Regions from separate parts of the Mus musculus genome. Here region 1 is linked to region 2. The links are chromatin loops, found by intact Hi-C in ENCODE. Cell type or tissue: left cerebral cortex. All regions are shown on one strand.

The links. A loop is a pair of places that touch in the nucleus more often than their neighbours do. Peaks named below come from ENCODE experiments on the same cell type or tissue, not always from the same donor. Only the 100,000 strongest peaks of a DNase experiment are listed, where the experiment ranks them.
Region 1: it touches region 2 in a loop (10-fold over the local background); 3 of 42 quality-filtered maps call a loop at or near these places.

What each region holds. Positions count from the first base shown.
Region 1 is chr17:50,386,181-50,394,180 of GRCm38, forward strand. No RefSeq gene overlaps it. Among named protein-coding and RNA genes, the nearest start is that of Gm30958, 7.0 kb to the left of the region's middle. In left cerebral cortex, no CTCF peak of the experiment used is centred here; DNase peaks (open chromatin) are centred at 4,200, 5,287, 5,576, 6,380 and 1 more place; H3K27ac peaks cover 2,486 bases.
Region 2 is chr17:50,759,173-50,767,172 of GRCm38, forward strand. The region is part of intron 18 of Tbc1d5 (TBC1 domain family, member 5); the gene reads right to left. Among named protein-coding and RNA genes, the nearest start is that of Gm41598, 28 kb to the right of the region's middle. In left cerebral cortex, no CTCF peak of the experiment used is centred here; DNase peaks (open chromatin) are centred at 1,992, 3,269, 3,956 and 4,456; H3K27ac peaks cover 3,679 bases.

The DNA.
Region 1 (8,000 bases), 370 kb before region 2:
CTTGGAGATATGGGCATAGGGGGAAAATTCCTGGCTTGTGCTGTAAGATCGAGAATTGACAAACAGGACCTCATAAAATTACAAAGCTTCTGTAAGGCAAAAGACACTGTCAATAAGACAAAAAGGCCACCAACAGATTGGGAAAGAATCTTTATCAATCCTAAATCAGATAGGGGACTAATATCCAATATATATAAAGAATTCAAGAAGATGGACTCCAGAAAACCAAATAACCCCATTAAAAGATCAGGCACAGAGCTAAACAAAAAATTCTCAACTGAGGAATATTGAATGGCTGAGAAGTACCTGAAAAAATGTTCAACATCCTTAATCATCAGGGAAATGCAAATCAAAACAACCCTGAGATTCCACCTCACACCAGTCAGAATGGCTAAGATCAAAAATTCAGGTGACAGCAGATGCTGGTGAGGATGTGGAGAAAGAGGAACACTCCTCCATTGTAGGTGGGATTGCAAGCTTGTACAATGACTCTGGAAATCAGTCTGGCGGTTCCTCAGAAAATTGGAAATAGTACTACCAGAGGATCCAGCAATACCTCTCCTGGGCATATACCCAGAAGATGTTCCAACTGGTAATAAGAACACATGCTCCACTATGTTCATAGCAGCCTTTTTTTTGTTTTTGTTTGTTTGTTTGTTGTTGTTTTTTTTCGAGACAGGGTTTCTCTGTGTAACCCTGGCTGTTCTGGAATTCACTTCTGTAGACCAGGCTGGCCTTGAACTCAAAAATCCGCCTGCCTCTGCCTCCCAAGTGCTGGGATTAAAGGTGTGAGCCACCATGGCCGGCCATAGCAGCCTTATTTAAAATAGCCAGAAGTTGGAAAGAACCCAGATGTCTCTCAACAAAGGAATGGATACAGAAAATGTGGTACATTTACACAATGGAGTACTACTCAGCTATTAAAAGCAATGAATTTATGAAATTCTTAGGCAAATGGATGGATCTGCATATCATCCTGAGTTAGGTAACCCAATCACAAAAGAAGTCACTTGATATGCACTCACTAATAAGTGGATATTAGCCCAGAAACCTAGAATACCCAAGATACAATTTGCAAAACAAATGAAACTAAAAAAAAAAAACAAAAAAAAAAAAAAACGAAGTCCAAAGTGTGGACACTTCGCCCCTTCTTAGAATTGGGAACAAAACACCCATGGAAGGAGTTACAGAGACAAAGTTTGGAGCTGAGAGGAAAGGATGGACCATCCAGAGACTGCTCCACCTGGAGGTCCATCCCATAATTAGCCACCAAAAGCAGACACTACTGCATATGCCAGCAAGACCTTACTGAAAGGACCCTGATATAGATATCTCTTGTGAGGCTATGCCAGTGCCTGGCAAATGCAGAAGTGGATGCTTACAGCCAGCTATTGGATGGAACAGGACACCCAATGGAGGAGCTAGAGAAAGTACCCAAGGAGCTGAAGGGGTCTGCAACAACAATATGAACTAACCAGTACCTCCAGAGCTCGAGTCTCTAGCTGCATATGTAGTAGAAGATGGCCTAGTTGGCCATCATTAGGAAGAGAGGCCCCTAGGTCTTGCAAACTTTATATGCCCCAGTACAGGGGAAACACCAGGGCCAAGAAGTGGGAGTGGGTGGGTAGGGGAGCAGGGGGCGGGAGGGTATAGGGGACTTTCGGGATAGCATTTGAAATGTAAATGAAGCAAATACCTAATAAAAAATTGGAAAAAAATGGCTGCCTCTTTAGAATTGTGTGTTCCACTTGTGCAAGTGTGCAGAGATGCATTTAACTTTTCTCATATTTCTTTGGGTCTTGTCTTTTTGTTTGTTTTTGAGATGGGGTCTCAGTATGAATCTCTTGCTGGCCTGGACTTGCTGTATAGACCAGGCTACCCTTGAAACTCTGCCTGCATCTGCCTCCCAAGTTCTGGGATTAAAGACTTGTGCCACCCTGCTTTGTCCTCCTTCTTCCCTCTCCCCCCTCCTTCTTTTTAATGTAGTGAACTTCCTCAGCTCTTTAGCTCACATTTTTGGGTGAACTCTCTGACTCTTAGATCTGACCACATAGACTTCACGTCAATTTTAAATGAGTGACTATTTTGTTCTAGTAGTCCTACCCTTTTATTTCTTTCCCATGTACTGATTAGAACCTCTAATATTAGTTGAACACAAGAATTGCTTTTATTCCAGTTTTATTCTTTTTGACTTCCAAAGGTGTGCTGGTGTTATGGTTTGTATATGCTTGGCTCAGGGAGTGGCACAATTAGGAAGTGTGGCCTTGTTGGAGTAGGTGAGCCACTGTGGGGGTGTGCTTTCAGACCCTCATTCTAGCTGCCTGGAAGTGAGCCTTCTTCTAGCATCCTTCAGATGAAGATGTAGAACTCTCAGCTCCTCCAGCCACATGTCTGCTTGGATGCTGCTATGTTCCTGCCTTGATGATAATGGACTGAATCTCTGAATTGAGCCAGCCCCAATTAAATATTGTCCTTATAAGAGTTGCCTTGGTCATGGTGTCTGTTCACAGCAGTAAAACCCTACCTACGGTAGTTGGGTTCAGAAATGGAGATCTTCACAGAAGAAATGGGTGTTTCAAAGTCACCTGCTACAGACTCTCAAGAGCAAGTTCCTCGGTGTTTTTCTAATCTGTTATCTAATTTTTCTAGCCACTTGTATCAGTTTCCTGCTTTTCAGGAAAAGAAAATTTCAAGTCATACAAACCAGATGTCCTCATATGACAATCTGAACAGTGCTGACATGCCCAAGTATCTCTGTTTCACTTCCGGCAGAGCCTCGTGACTGCTCTCAGTCCCCTCAGTGACTCTAAAGGCATGTCACTTGCTTATGCATGTGAGTGGCTTTTCTTCATTCACATCACAACACATTCACTCCTCTGCTCCTTTTGTATTCACTGGCACACACCCTCTGGATCAGAGATTCTCAAAACACCCCTCTTTCCTGTTACAGTTGTCACCTGAGACTATTTATTGCGCAATGTGTTTGTGTGTGCACATATGCACACGCAAGCCTGTGATTACCCTCGCATGCACACATTGGCTCTGATGTGTGCAGAAGTCAGTTCTTTCTTATTCCTGTGTGAGTCCTGGGGATGGACTCAGAGATTTTTCTGACATCCATTTGTCTTGGTCCTCCTCAGCCTGCTTTCTCCGTGCTTGCAAATGGTCAAAGAGTTGGCTTGCTAAGGTTTTGCGACCTCCCTTTGCTGGCACAGTTCTGGGTTTCTTTCCTGCAAGGAGGTGGCGTTCATTTGTAAGATCTCAGCAGTCCCGGAGACCAGCTTCAGCAACAGCATAGAAAAGGCAGCTTTCATCAGTAAGTGTCTGAAGCCCAGGGCCTAGCTGAGTGTTCCTAGCTAATTCCTGATTTCAAACAAGGGAGTGATCTTTGCCTGTTTACTTTGCTCCGTCTGGTCAGCAGAGATCTATTAATTATTGAATTGAACAAACAAAAGCTTTCTGTAAAGTTTCTGCTTTGAGCCTGAGTGCTTTCCACTGCCCCTGAACCAGAGAGGAGTTGGCGAGCAAGCTTTTGCCTTACGGTAGCTACATCCACTTTCTCGGAGTCACTAGTGAGTTTTATTAGCCTTCATTAGTGACCTGTGGTTTGCTAGTGATGCCTTTTAAAGAAGGCATTAGTTGTTGGTGACTTTTGTCTTCTATACTATCAAATGTACTTTGCAAGGAACACTATACCAAATTATTACGCTAGTGAATAAACAAACAGAATGTAAACAAATATTCCCGGAGTTTGTTTCTTATGCTTAGTATCTAGTCAGGGACCTTAAGGTTTAATAGTCATTCAACAGTCAAAACACAGTTCTTTAACTGTTTTTTTAAAAAGTTTTAAAATGAGTTACTATTGGTTTAGAATTGGCTTAGAAGAGACAGACATAAGGCTCAAATAAGTATAATTTAAATCTAAGTGTAATTTTCTCCCATCAAGAAGTCCAGGTCTCTACCTGGAACTCCTGTGTCCCCTGCCATGGTGTCAGGCATCTAGTGCTGCTCTCTTTAGAATGTGGCTCTTACAACACAGTTCAGGGGCAAAATCCTACCATCTTGTCAGCATTCCTACCAATTGGAAAATGGAAGAATACACCCTCTGCTTTAAAGATACTTCCCCCCAAGTTGCTTCTAGTACTTCTGTTTATATCTCATCCAGCAGAACCACATCAGATAGGATTCTGGGAAATGTAGTTTTTACTGGAGGCAGCCATGTCCCTATCTGGAATTTGAGAGTTCTGTTGCTTAGGTTGGTTGGATAACACAGGAACACAGTTCAGTCAGCGAAGCCTTGACTGACCAGTCATAGCTTGCTTGCTCTCCTGCTCCCTCATTGGTAATTCATGTTGCTTCTAACTTTTATAATCTTTTCCTTTTCTCTAGAGAGGAGGACTCCATCCCACCTTTGCACATAAGCTTCCTGCTCGGATTTAGGAACCCTTGAGGATATGCTGTGCCACCATCAATATCTATCATAGCTAATATCTAATATTGCTAATACTTCTGCTTTGTAGCAGTTACCACAATTGAAAGTGTGAGTTATTTGCATTCTGGTTCACTTTACTTTGCCCCACCTTCAAGCCTGTAAGTCCTACGAATCAGGGGCTTGGTTTTTCTTCATGCCTGCGTTTCCAGCATCAGACTAACTAGTTTCGTATTAAGTTGTCCCTACCCCCATGGAAATACTCGCTATTTATTTGATTAAGTAAAAATGAAATGATCTGCGTAGAAATAATCTTCAAGTCTCCCGTAGCTGATCCAGCATCTCCTCCGGCCTTCCCCAGCCTCTGTGCACCACGGCAATAGATCCAGAAGCTCACTACCTCACACAGGAGGTTTCAGACCATTCTCCACTGCTCCTTCATCTGCTCGTTGCCTGTCATTCAACCCTCAATATCAACATTTAAGGTTTAAAAAAAAAAAAAAAGAAACCGACAGGATGTGGGGAATTTGGAATCAACTAATGAGCTTTCAAATAGAACAATTTCATAGAATGGTATAGATCCTAGTTTTCTCAGTGCATTAACTGTCATTGAATGAAGGTTTCACTTCACATTGAAGGTGCTCCTCAAATGTCCTGGTTTAGTCTCCTGCCTTAGTAAGGACAGCATCCTCCCAGAGTGTGTGCCCTTTCTTGGAGAGCCAGAGTCTTACCATGGCTGAAGGCCAATGCCCTACCTGTCAGTCTGTGCTGACCCAGCCTACAGACGCAGAGTAAGAAGGAACCTCGTGGAGGCGACAGGACTCTGGGGTACTGCTGTGCTCCAAAAGCTGCTTCAAACAAACGTGTGCAGCAGTAACCTGGTTTTTACCCCTAAAGTGGCATGTCAAAAAAAAATTTTTTTCAGGCACTTCTGTTTCTGAATTGGCAGAGGGTTTATTTTATGAATAATTTTTCATCCTTGCTTTGAAAGGAAAAAAAAAAGTAACTCTTTTATAAGTGCTAGTCATGTATTGGGATATGAGTGAAGGTCACACCTGAACTCAACAACGTCTTAAAAATAGCCGAGGCAGGGGGATCAGTTTTTGCTATCTCAGTGTTTAAACGTCAGTGGTCAGAATCAACACAAAGCAGGAAGGCCAGGCAGAAAAAAAAGCTGACCTTTAGAATACTTCCTGCGATGGCCCTGAAGCTTCCAGAACGGAGAGATGGAGAGTTTTAAGTTGTTTTGAAAGCTGTGATTTTCAGTTTTCCTATAATACGAGGCTTTGATGGGCTGAGGAGCCGGAGCCTTTACATTTGTCAAACCATAGGACTCGTTTGGCATTTGTTCAAGATTTTAGCTTAATGATTCCTGTTTGTATCTTTTAAATTTTAGTATTTTAAATCCTTTTTGTTTTAAAATAAAAATCCCCTACAAAATAGAAAATTTTCTTCCCAGGCTTTAAAGTACAATTTACCTGTTGTGCTCTCTGCCTCCTCCTGGTGCCCACTGCTGTGTCCTGGTGCCCACTGCCATGTCCCAAGCCCACTGCCGTGTCCTGGCGCCTGCTGCCATGTCCCGTGCCCACTACCTTGTCCTGATGCCCACTGCTGTGTCCTGGTGCCCACTGCCATGTCCCAAGCCCACTGCCGTGTCCTGGCGCCTGCTGCCGTGTCCCGTGCCCACTGCCGTGTCCTGGCGCCTGCTGCCATGTCCCGTGCCCACATCACTTGCCTTTAAAGCAGAGGAAAGTTCAGGATCCCTGGCTCTGGAAGTCGAAATGAAAGAATGTGGAGGCGAAATGTATGAAATGGCAAGCTTGCATTTGAAATGAAGCCAGTCTTATTCCACACTCTGCCCAAAATAACTTGTCTTCTAGAGAAATTTAGTCATCAAAGTCTAAACAGAAATCAGGAGTCAAGGCTAAGATTTTTACCCATCTAAAAGTACTACCTCCCAGTGTATTTCAGCAGTTAACACCTCAGTTAGGATGAGTGCGCTTTAAAATACACAGCCATCCCTTCCGGTTACAAAAACGCCTGTTTCAAATTGGAAAGAAGCAGTCAGCTGCTCACCACTATAGATAAATGTGATGATGTGTGAGAGTCCTCTCTGTGGGGACGATGGCCCTAGGCATGCGCGGCCTGTCACTGTGCAAAAATCTGACAAGGACTGGAGGGCAAGATGCAGATATCAAGAAGCCCATGATGCACACAGCACTGAGCTAACAGTCCACGGAGAAGGAAGAATGCCAGCCTGGCATACTGTCTTAGTTAGGGTTCCATTGCTGGGCAGAAACACCATGACCGAGGCCACCCGTACAAGGAAAACATTTCATTGGCGCTGGCTTGCAGTTTCAGAGTTTCAGTCCATTATCATGGCAGGAAGCATGGTAGCATGCAGGCAGACATGGTGCCAGAGAGACTAAGAGTTCTACATCTCGATTAGAAAGCAGCCAGGAGAAGCTGTCTCTTCCACACTGGGCAGAACTTGAGCACTAGGAGCCCTCAAAGCCCACCCCCACAGTGACACACTTTCCTCCAACAAGGCCACATCGATTCCAACAAGGACATAACAGTGTCATTCCCTGTGGGCCAAGCAGAGCTATGCCTTAAGTGTCCTTGGGCCCTTTAGATGGATTGGCACTCACCACTGTGGCTGTCCTAGGTGGCTTTCCTTCTGCTACTTTGCAAGCCTGATCATTGTGTCTCTTGAGAGAATGGTTCTTAGGAGAGGTTAGCATCTGTATTTAGCAGGAGAATGGAAAGTAGAAAGGGGAGTAACTGGTTTGGGATCGTTTTTTTTGAAAGTGCACAGCTTTCACTTCTTCCTGAACTTTGCTTCTGACTCTTCTTCTGCTTAAAAAAAAAATCTTTGAAAGCCCTTGCATTGCAAGAAGGGAACCGGTGGCACTAGAGTTCATTTGCCATGCGTTGGAATGGCCGGTGGGAAATGCCAGGGACGAGGCCCACCGAGTCAGCTATTGGGAAAGCAGCTCCTGGAGATCACAGGCACGTTGGACTTTAAGAAGCCATGGAAGGCAAGAAGCAGAAGAAGTAGATGGCTTGAGGACATAGACTTAAGCCCTGGTTCCCAGACAAGCTCCTAGTCACAGCATCTATGTGAAAGTCAAGGTCTACACACTCATCTCTGCCTTCAAACTCTGTTGAAAATGCACAAGACTGCAGAGGAAGGAATCCTGGCAGTGTGGAGAGAGGGGATAACTTATCATCCTGAGAATTATTCATAAATGTCCGGATGGCAGACAGCCAAGGGAAACACAGTAACAAGTAAACAGACAGGGGAGCCGGCCATGGCTAGTGTTAAGGCTGCCATTCAGCCTGAGCTCCTGCAGTCCCTAGGCAGAGGGAGCTAGTGTCTGGGGATGGTGAACTGTAGAGCAGAGCAAGCGCTCCATGGAATTCTACCTTCTGCAAAGCTGTGCTGACTCCCAATCACCTCTGGTGCACAGAACTTCCCCCCTTACTGCTGGAGCTGGCGGCCATGAGGTCAGCTCTAGGCCAAAAGCTGAGAGCTTCCCACGATATCATGTCATGATGGCTGACTGGG
Region 2 (8,000 bases):
TTGAAAAGGTCCCTTGTAGGTGTGCTGCACTTTGAAGACACATGTACACAGCACTGAAGAAGCAGTGACTGAACTGCAACCTCAAGAGGTCTTAGCAATGTGCACTGAAATGTTTGACAAAGCCAGACGTAGCAGCGCTCGAAAAGTGAGTATTACACAAGCACTTCCCATGTTCTTTATGTCTCCTGTGAAGTTCAACAGCTTCCCCTGCTCTCCAATAAGGATAAAGAGCACCAGGAGCTAAACCGAAGGATGCTAATGGGGACAGGCAGAGTTACCTATCCAACTCTAACCGGGCATCAAGGTGAAAGGGATGGATGGGCTGTTTCAGGCCGCTTCTCTCTCTTCCTTTCTCCATCCCTTTCCACATCTCTGTTCTGTAAGATAGCTGTGGCAATTAGAGAAGGCTGCATTTCTTCATCTGTGAAAGCTGCAGTCAGTTTGAGGAGATGGTACCATATATTCCTTCTCTTTCAAGTGCATGTGGTCTCGTTAGCCTACAAGAATCCCTCTCCATCTCTTGCATCTGTACTGGCCTCACTGCCTTCATTTGGAGACTGCCGTAAAGTCAAGCTATGTCACGTTGGGGAAAGTTTAAAAGCCTGGCAAATTCTGCTTTCCCTAACATATTCGAGGTTATATACGAGGTTCAGGTTAGAGCATCCAAGAGAGAATCATGGTGGAGGAATGGCCATAGGAGAAGCAGTGGGACTCTAGACATGATAAAATGTTGTTCTGGTATCTTTTAGTCCATCATAGCTGTAGCCAGGTAAGGAAGAGAGATCCAGTTAATATTACCTGGAGCAAAGCACAGCCTGATGAACCCTGTCCAAGTTCCTAACTCACAGACTGAAGGGAGTAACAGAACCCTCCCTGTGATATTCAATTTTGAAGCTGCCCCCTATGTATTGAGAGATGGTTGAACGTGGGCGGCTGTTGTATGAGAGAAACTTAAGTTCCATTCCTGTCTTGTCACTGACAAGTCATGTGGCCTTTGGCCATCTCCCTCTCCAGCCCTGGTGGAAACTCAACCCTCTGGAGGATGTATACTCAAATTCTGCTCCCAAGGCACTTAAAGTGGTAATGAGTTGGGACATGAAAGTGGACCATACAGTAGAGTGCACAAGTCTTATAATGAAACAAGAAACAGTGCTCTGGGAAGCTTGGCCCCAGCCTCTTGCAGCCTTCACGGAGTCATCTGTTGGTTGTGGTAACAAACCCAACCAGCATCTAGCCTAGGACTCAAGCTAGGGTCTGGTTGTAGCTAGTAGGTAGGGTATTGACAACCCAGAGTATACAAAGAACACCAGAAAAGAGAAGCTTCCTGGTTGAAATAAACTCTGTTTACGTGGGGTAATGGTTTATTAGATTAGCAGCCACATCAGTTAAAACACAACAGCCTTTAGGAACTTTATCTTATTCAGAAGCCTTTATTGCACTTAGTGCCTTGCTTTGGGAAAGCTGGGAGGGACACATTTTAGAGAAAAGAGCTGTGTGTGGCCTTCTGGTGTGAGGTACTGGGCAGCTGGAGAAGCGCTTGCAGCTCAAATGTCCACACTCTGCTACTCTGCCATGCTAGATGCTATCACTATCTGATAGAGACCATGGGCAGAACAAGGTTTGCAACTATGGGTTACCCTAGGTACTTGGCTGCTAAATTTAGAAGGATAAGAAACTACAATTTCTAAATTTTCGTTTTCATGTGGGGGCTCTGTTATAAGAGCTCTGTTATAATCTCAACACATACAGAATCCACACAAACATTGTGGAAAGGGCACATTTATTCATTCAAACCTTCATTTTCGGGGAAAGGTCATTAAGACTGAAGAGGACTGCTCTGGTTGAAGCAGGTGCAAAGGGCCAAGAATCTCTTATATTTGGCACTCTGAAATGCAGTTTCTCATCCCCAACGAGGTTGCTGAATGTGAAAAACATTCTGAAAGCCTTCAGCTATCACTCAGCTTATAAATAGAAATGGGATCACGTGGGAACAAAGGGTGGCTTGCCGCTTATTCTCATCATATTATATAATTGCAATTCTAAAACTGTCAGAAGCCACTTTAATCTCTATCTTAGTGTCTCAGGCTGTACACTCCCTGCAGCTAACAATACTCTCCACAAGGCAGCTTCAGTCACTCCCTTTCATTACACTGGCCTTCTGAATAAAAAAGAAATGCTTGCCCAATCACCCTGAGGTCATATGAAAACAACCACTTAATGGTCCTGAAAGGAACCGCTCACTGTGTTTACTCTTGCTTGCATCGTCTACTATCTGTAATAGGAAGGAATGTGGTGGGGTCATGATGGAATTCTGGAGTAGACATTCCTGGGTTCAAAACCCATTTTTCCCATTTTCTAGTTGAATAACTTTGACAAGTTCTTTAATTCTTCTTTACACCTCTGTCTGCCAGAAATGATGGAAGAAGGAGATGAGTATGCATGGAGATTCCTGCCAGGACATACACTCAATAAGTCAAGTCATATAGTTTTTCGGTTTTTAAAAACATAATTAAGTTAAAACAATGAAACTGGCTTAAAGAACAGAAATTTATGATTCACTGTCAGAAAATAGTAGTTTCTGGTTTCTAAACTTCATGTGGCAAAAGATCAATAAGGGACATCAGAATCCAGCATTGTCCTACGTTTAGAAGAGCAAATCCATATATAAGGCAAGAACTGGACACCCGAGGCTGGGCTACCTACAGACCACAGCAAACTGTATTTGGAAGCCTTATAGGTAAGAGTTAGAGGGCAGGGGATACTTTACTAGAAAAGAAAAAAAGCTAGCATCTAACTTTTTGGAGAGTGATATTAAATAAACTGGACAATGAGTGTCTTAGGGTTTTACTGCTGTGAACAGATAAAAAGGCAACTCTTACAAGGACAACAGTTAATTAGGGCTGGCTTGCAGGTTCAGAGGTTCAGTCCATTATCATCAAGGTGGGAGTGTGGCAGCATCCAGGCAGGCATGGTGCAGGAGGAGCTGAGAGTTCTACATCTTCATCTGAAGGCTGCTAGCAGAATACTGGCTTCCAGCAGCTAAGATCAGGGTCTTAAAGTCCACGCCCACAGTGACACCACACCTACTCCACCACGGAGAACACCTGCTAACAGTGCCACTCCATGGGCTGAGCGTATATAGACCCTCACAATGAGCTTTTCATGTATGGATCCATTTACTCTTCACAACAAACCTGTGTGGCAGATCCTCTCATTTACTGACAGATATTCCTGTCAGCCATATTCTCTGGGAGTATATGCTCCAGGTTAGGCAGCCAACCAAGAACCAGATCCCTTGGCTGCTCGCCCATGTCTTCCCTAGATGGACTCACATTCATGTTCTACGCTTTCCTAGCAAAGATTTAATGCACATTTACCAACTGTAATGGAGATACTAACTTCTAGTGGTTCACTAAACTATTTCCTTTCTAAAATGTTTAGAAATGGTTTATCATTGTAGTACATTTCAAATCCACTGCTTGTAAGGGTGAGGCAGGAAGATTGCTGGCAGTTGAAGATCAGCCTGCACTACATGGTGAGACCTTATTTAAAAGAAGAAAGGCATTTCTACAGGGGCATTAAGTTGGCTGAATATTATGCAATTTGGTTGTTTATAAAATACATCTTTCAGGTGTTAGTTATATACCTTCAGTACCTTTTTGATATTTTTTAAATAGTATAAGGTTTTATGATTTATTATTTACTTCCTTATCAACTTGATTAATAAATACATTCATTTACATTGTGTTAAGCCATGCAGAAAATACAATAACAGTTGAGATGTGGGCTCCTGGCCTCTATGAGTTTAGAGGAAGATACAGTCTGTACGTTCTTAAAGCCAAGAAAGGAGTAGGAAGCTCTGGAGAAGATGCAGGAGGATGCATGGAAATGAGAGCATGTTTTCTAGAATTCTGAAGGTACTGAAGGAGGAGGAATCAGAAGCAATGATAGAAAAGCATGTTCCAGGAAACAAGGATCCAGTCAACAAAGTTTTGTGTGTGTGTGTATGCAAGTGTCTGTGTGCATGTACAGGAGAGTGGCAGGTGAGCAAAGGAAAAACCAGTAATGAAGTCAAGTCAGAGAACTGAGAGGAGCAGGATCTTCAGATGGGCAGAAACCCCTCTCTCACATTCTTCCTTCCAGTAATGTGTGAGATGCTAGGGTCTGACACATAGTCTGCTGTTCCCACTGTCCCTAATGGAGACCATGTTTGAGGGTCACTTATGGACAAGAGTGACTGTCAGTTTTGCAGCAAAACAGGGCGAGAAGGGTCCTGGGGTGGGCTCTGCTCAGCTTCTAAGAGTGTCCTCAGATCACAAGATAAGCAGACATGGGAGCCAACACTGACAGCAGCAGCAGGAACCAGCCAAGAATAGCAGCTAGAGACAGGAAAGGCGCCCAGTCTTGCTTGAACAGATGGGTGAACAAGAAGTGGGAAGAACAGGAAACGGAAAGTCTTGATGAGAAGGAGGAAGGCTGCAGATGCTCTGAGGAAGCTGTGGTATACACAGGGTAAAACACACACACACTCGCGCACACACACTTGGTGTGAATGAAACCCAAGCCAGAGAAGCATATGGCAATAGCCCTGGAAGACAGCATCAGGAAAAATAGAACAAGAACACAATGACTACATATTACACTGCATTAAATGACAGGGTATGGGTGTGTGAAGCAGTTCAGCCGCTGTACTGGAGAACAAGCTGGAATATGAACGCTATAGCCCTAGCATTAGTGTATAAGAGGCCTGTCACATACAATAGTTAGGGCTTTAACGAGTCAGCAACTCTTTGAGCCCAAATATAAGATGGTAACACTATTTAGTATGGCCTGTAATTCTTAGGGGATTGGATTATTGGAGAGTCTTGATAAAGGACACAGTTTGGCCTAACAAGTGCTTTATAAATGTTACTTTTTTGTTGTTTTGTACTAGCAATGTACTCCTAGAACATTACCCCAGGGAACCATGTGCATACATAAAAGCAACTGAAGATATTAGTCAGGCATCCAAGGACAGCACATATACTCACGTGAACCCTGCATGTTTTTTAAAAATATTCTGTTGATGGACAATTCACAGACATACAACAGATGACTAACTGGAAAAATAAGATTGCAATGTATAAGTTTTTTTTTTTTTTTAAGTAGTCTTGACTTTGAAAAACATGGTGGGATTATACTTTTTTTTTTTCTGGATTTTCTACAAGGATATGGGGTTATATATTTACAAGAAAATAAGATTATTATGTGAACAACATACTAGGGAAGACATTTTTAAAAAGCAAAAGGGTTGGCTGGGGAAATGCCTCAAGCATAGAGACCCAGCTTTGGACCCCTGCATCAACTTCTCATCCAGCTGTAGCCATGTGTGATGCAATCCAGTGGTGACTATATGTGGACACTGATCTCTGGAGCTTGCTAGCCAACTAGTCTAGACAAACTGGTGTTTTGCTATGTATGTGCACACGTGTGCATGTGTGTGTGCATGCGTGTGTGCGTATGCGATTCTGTGCGTGCATGTACAGGAGAGTGGCAGGCGAGCAAAGGCGGAACAAATTATGAAGTCAACTCAGAGAACTTGGAGAAGCAGGTCCTTCAGATGGGCAAAAGGCCCTCCCTTCCATTCCTTTCTAGTCAAGAAGCTGTGGTTCAGCAAGAAACCCTGCCTCAAACAATAAGGTGAATGAGGTGGAGAGTGAGTGAGGAGGACACCTGACTTCAATCTCTAGCATCCCTAAGCATGTTACACATATGTACATACAAACATATAACCTTGTAGTGGTGAGTTTTATGCTACACCGGTTTGTGCTCCTGGTGGGTGGCATGCATGCATCCACTCAGGGGCTATCTGGATTTGCAAATGGAAAACACACACACACACACACACACACACACACACACACACACACACACACACACACACTAGCTAACTTTAAATGCTTTGGATACCTCAAAGGCTGGGTGGGTACTCCTAAACCTTCCACTGATACCCCAGGCCCAAACAGGGAAGTGGCCAGGAGCCACCCACCGTTCTCACAGGGCAGAGAGGCTTCATCTCCTGCGCCTGCGTCCCACCCTTCTACCCCGAGTCATTGGAATTCTATTCGTTCCTCTCTGCATCTACCTGCACAGCGCTCAGTGTCCCACCCCACGCCCAGCTATTGGGGACAAGGACCTTCAATGCAGATTCCCGATGGAATCACAGCTTCAGAACCAATCTCCAACACAACCTCCCCCAAATAAAACCGATTACCATGGGGAAAAAAGAGATGGAATGTTTGTAAAGACCAAAGTTGACTCCAAATCAATCCAAACAACATTCTCTAGACAAATATACCCTAAACAGCAATAAATAATATGAAATATAAGTGAATAACTTGTGAGAAAAGTAAATACCAAATAATTAAAATACTTTGTCTGTGAAACCTTAAATAGGATTTGAATGATAAAAGTCTTCCTGATCTATACTATCAAAGACTATCTGTAAAAGCTCTATAATTTCCCTTTATATAGGTAAAAACATATTGCATATTTCAGTAAGTTAGTTCTATTGAAATTCAGGAGGTATGAAAGTATTGTTATGGACTGACTGCCTGTCTTAAACATTGTATCTGGGGAAAATGTTCTCTTCTATAAGGGCCTGTATATAAAAGTTTAAATGTCTCTGTTAGAGCTATGGTCCCATCTTTTAGATCGTCATTTTTTTTTATAATCAGGAAACCTGAATAATCTTTTGTAACTGTAATACACTCCCTTTTCCACCAAGCCAATGAGCCCAGATGATACATTTTCCTTTTTGCCACATTTGTATGTGATCAGACCAGTGGATGAAATCATCCAGAGTTGTGGGAAATATTAAAAAAGTAGACCTGCCATCTCTCCTGCCGTGCCAGTCCACATTCAAGTTCTAGTACAGGAACTGGTGGGCCACCACCCAGCTACTCTCTCCCAGCTAGCGAGTTCATCTCGATTCCACACAGCACCCCACACACCCCATGATCAGCCATCTCAACACTGAATTAACCAGTAGAAACATGACTTTTTGTTGTTGTTGTTGTTGTTGAGACAGGGTTTCTCTGTATAGCCCTGGCTGTCCTGGAACTCACTTTGTAGACCAGGCTGGCCTTGAACTCAGAAATCTGCCTGCCTCTGCCCCCCCCCCCACCCCCCAGTGCTGGGATTAAAGGCGTGCACCAAAGCTTAATTACCCAATCAGATTTATATAACAATAAGATCACAATTTACAAGATGCCAATACAATAATTTCAGAGCCAATTGATAATGATAAAAGTTTTACCCCAATTATTCTAACCTTGTGAAAAATCTTAGCTACTTGTGGCTGTTTAAAACCACTCGGGATCAGGATCTTCTTCTTGCTCGTCTCCTCCATTTGGCTTTCTTAGCACCCCCCCTCCAATACCTCCCCTCCCCCATGCCCCCATCCCCACCCCTGCTTCTCCTCCTGTGAGGTCTCTGTCTCCCCTAATCCTAGCTCCACCTCCCTTTCTTTTCCTGTCCAATCACAGGCCTGCCACTGTCTAATGTAACTGGACAGGGAAACGACTGCAACTGCCCAGTCTGTGCCAGGGGCTTTCATTTAAGTTTTTCATGGAGCTGGGCAAGACCATCTGTGAGCTCTTCCTGGCACCAGAAGCAGGCACCCAACACAATGGCTGACCCAGACATAAAGACCTTGGCTAAGGTTGCTTTTGTTGTTTTTTTGTTTCACTGTATTAAAGATAATTGGCCATATGAGAATGAATTAAGACACTTATATCACCATTCTCTAAAGTAAATGACTCCCATAGAAGTCTGCATTGAATCCAAGTTGAGGATCAGAAATGGAATAAGAAACACCTTAAGTTACAAATGGTAATAGGAGCCAAGTATCAGAACCACTGTGATGTGTTTCTTGTTAATATAAATACGAACAGTTATGAAAATTTTGGGAAAAAATGAGAGGGAAAATTCTCTGAGTTATCCATATTTCCACCATGCTG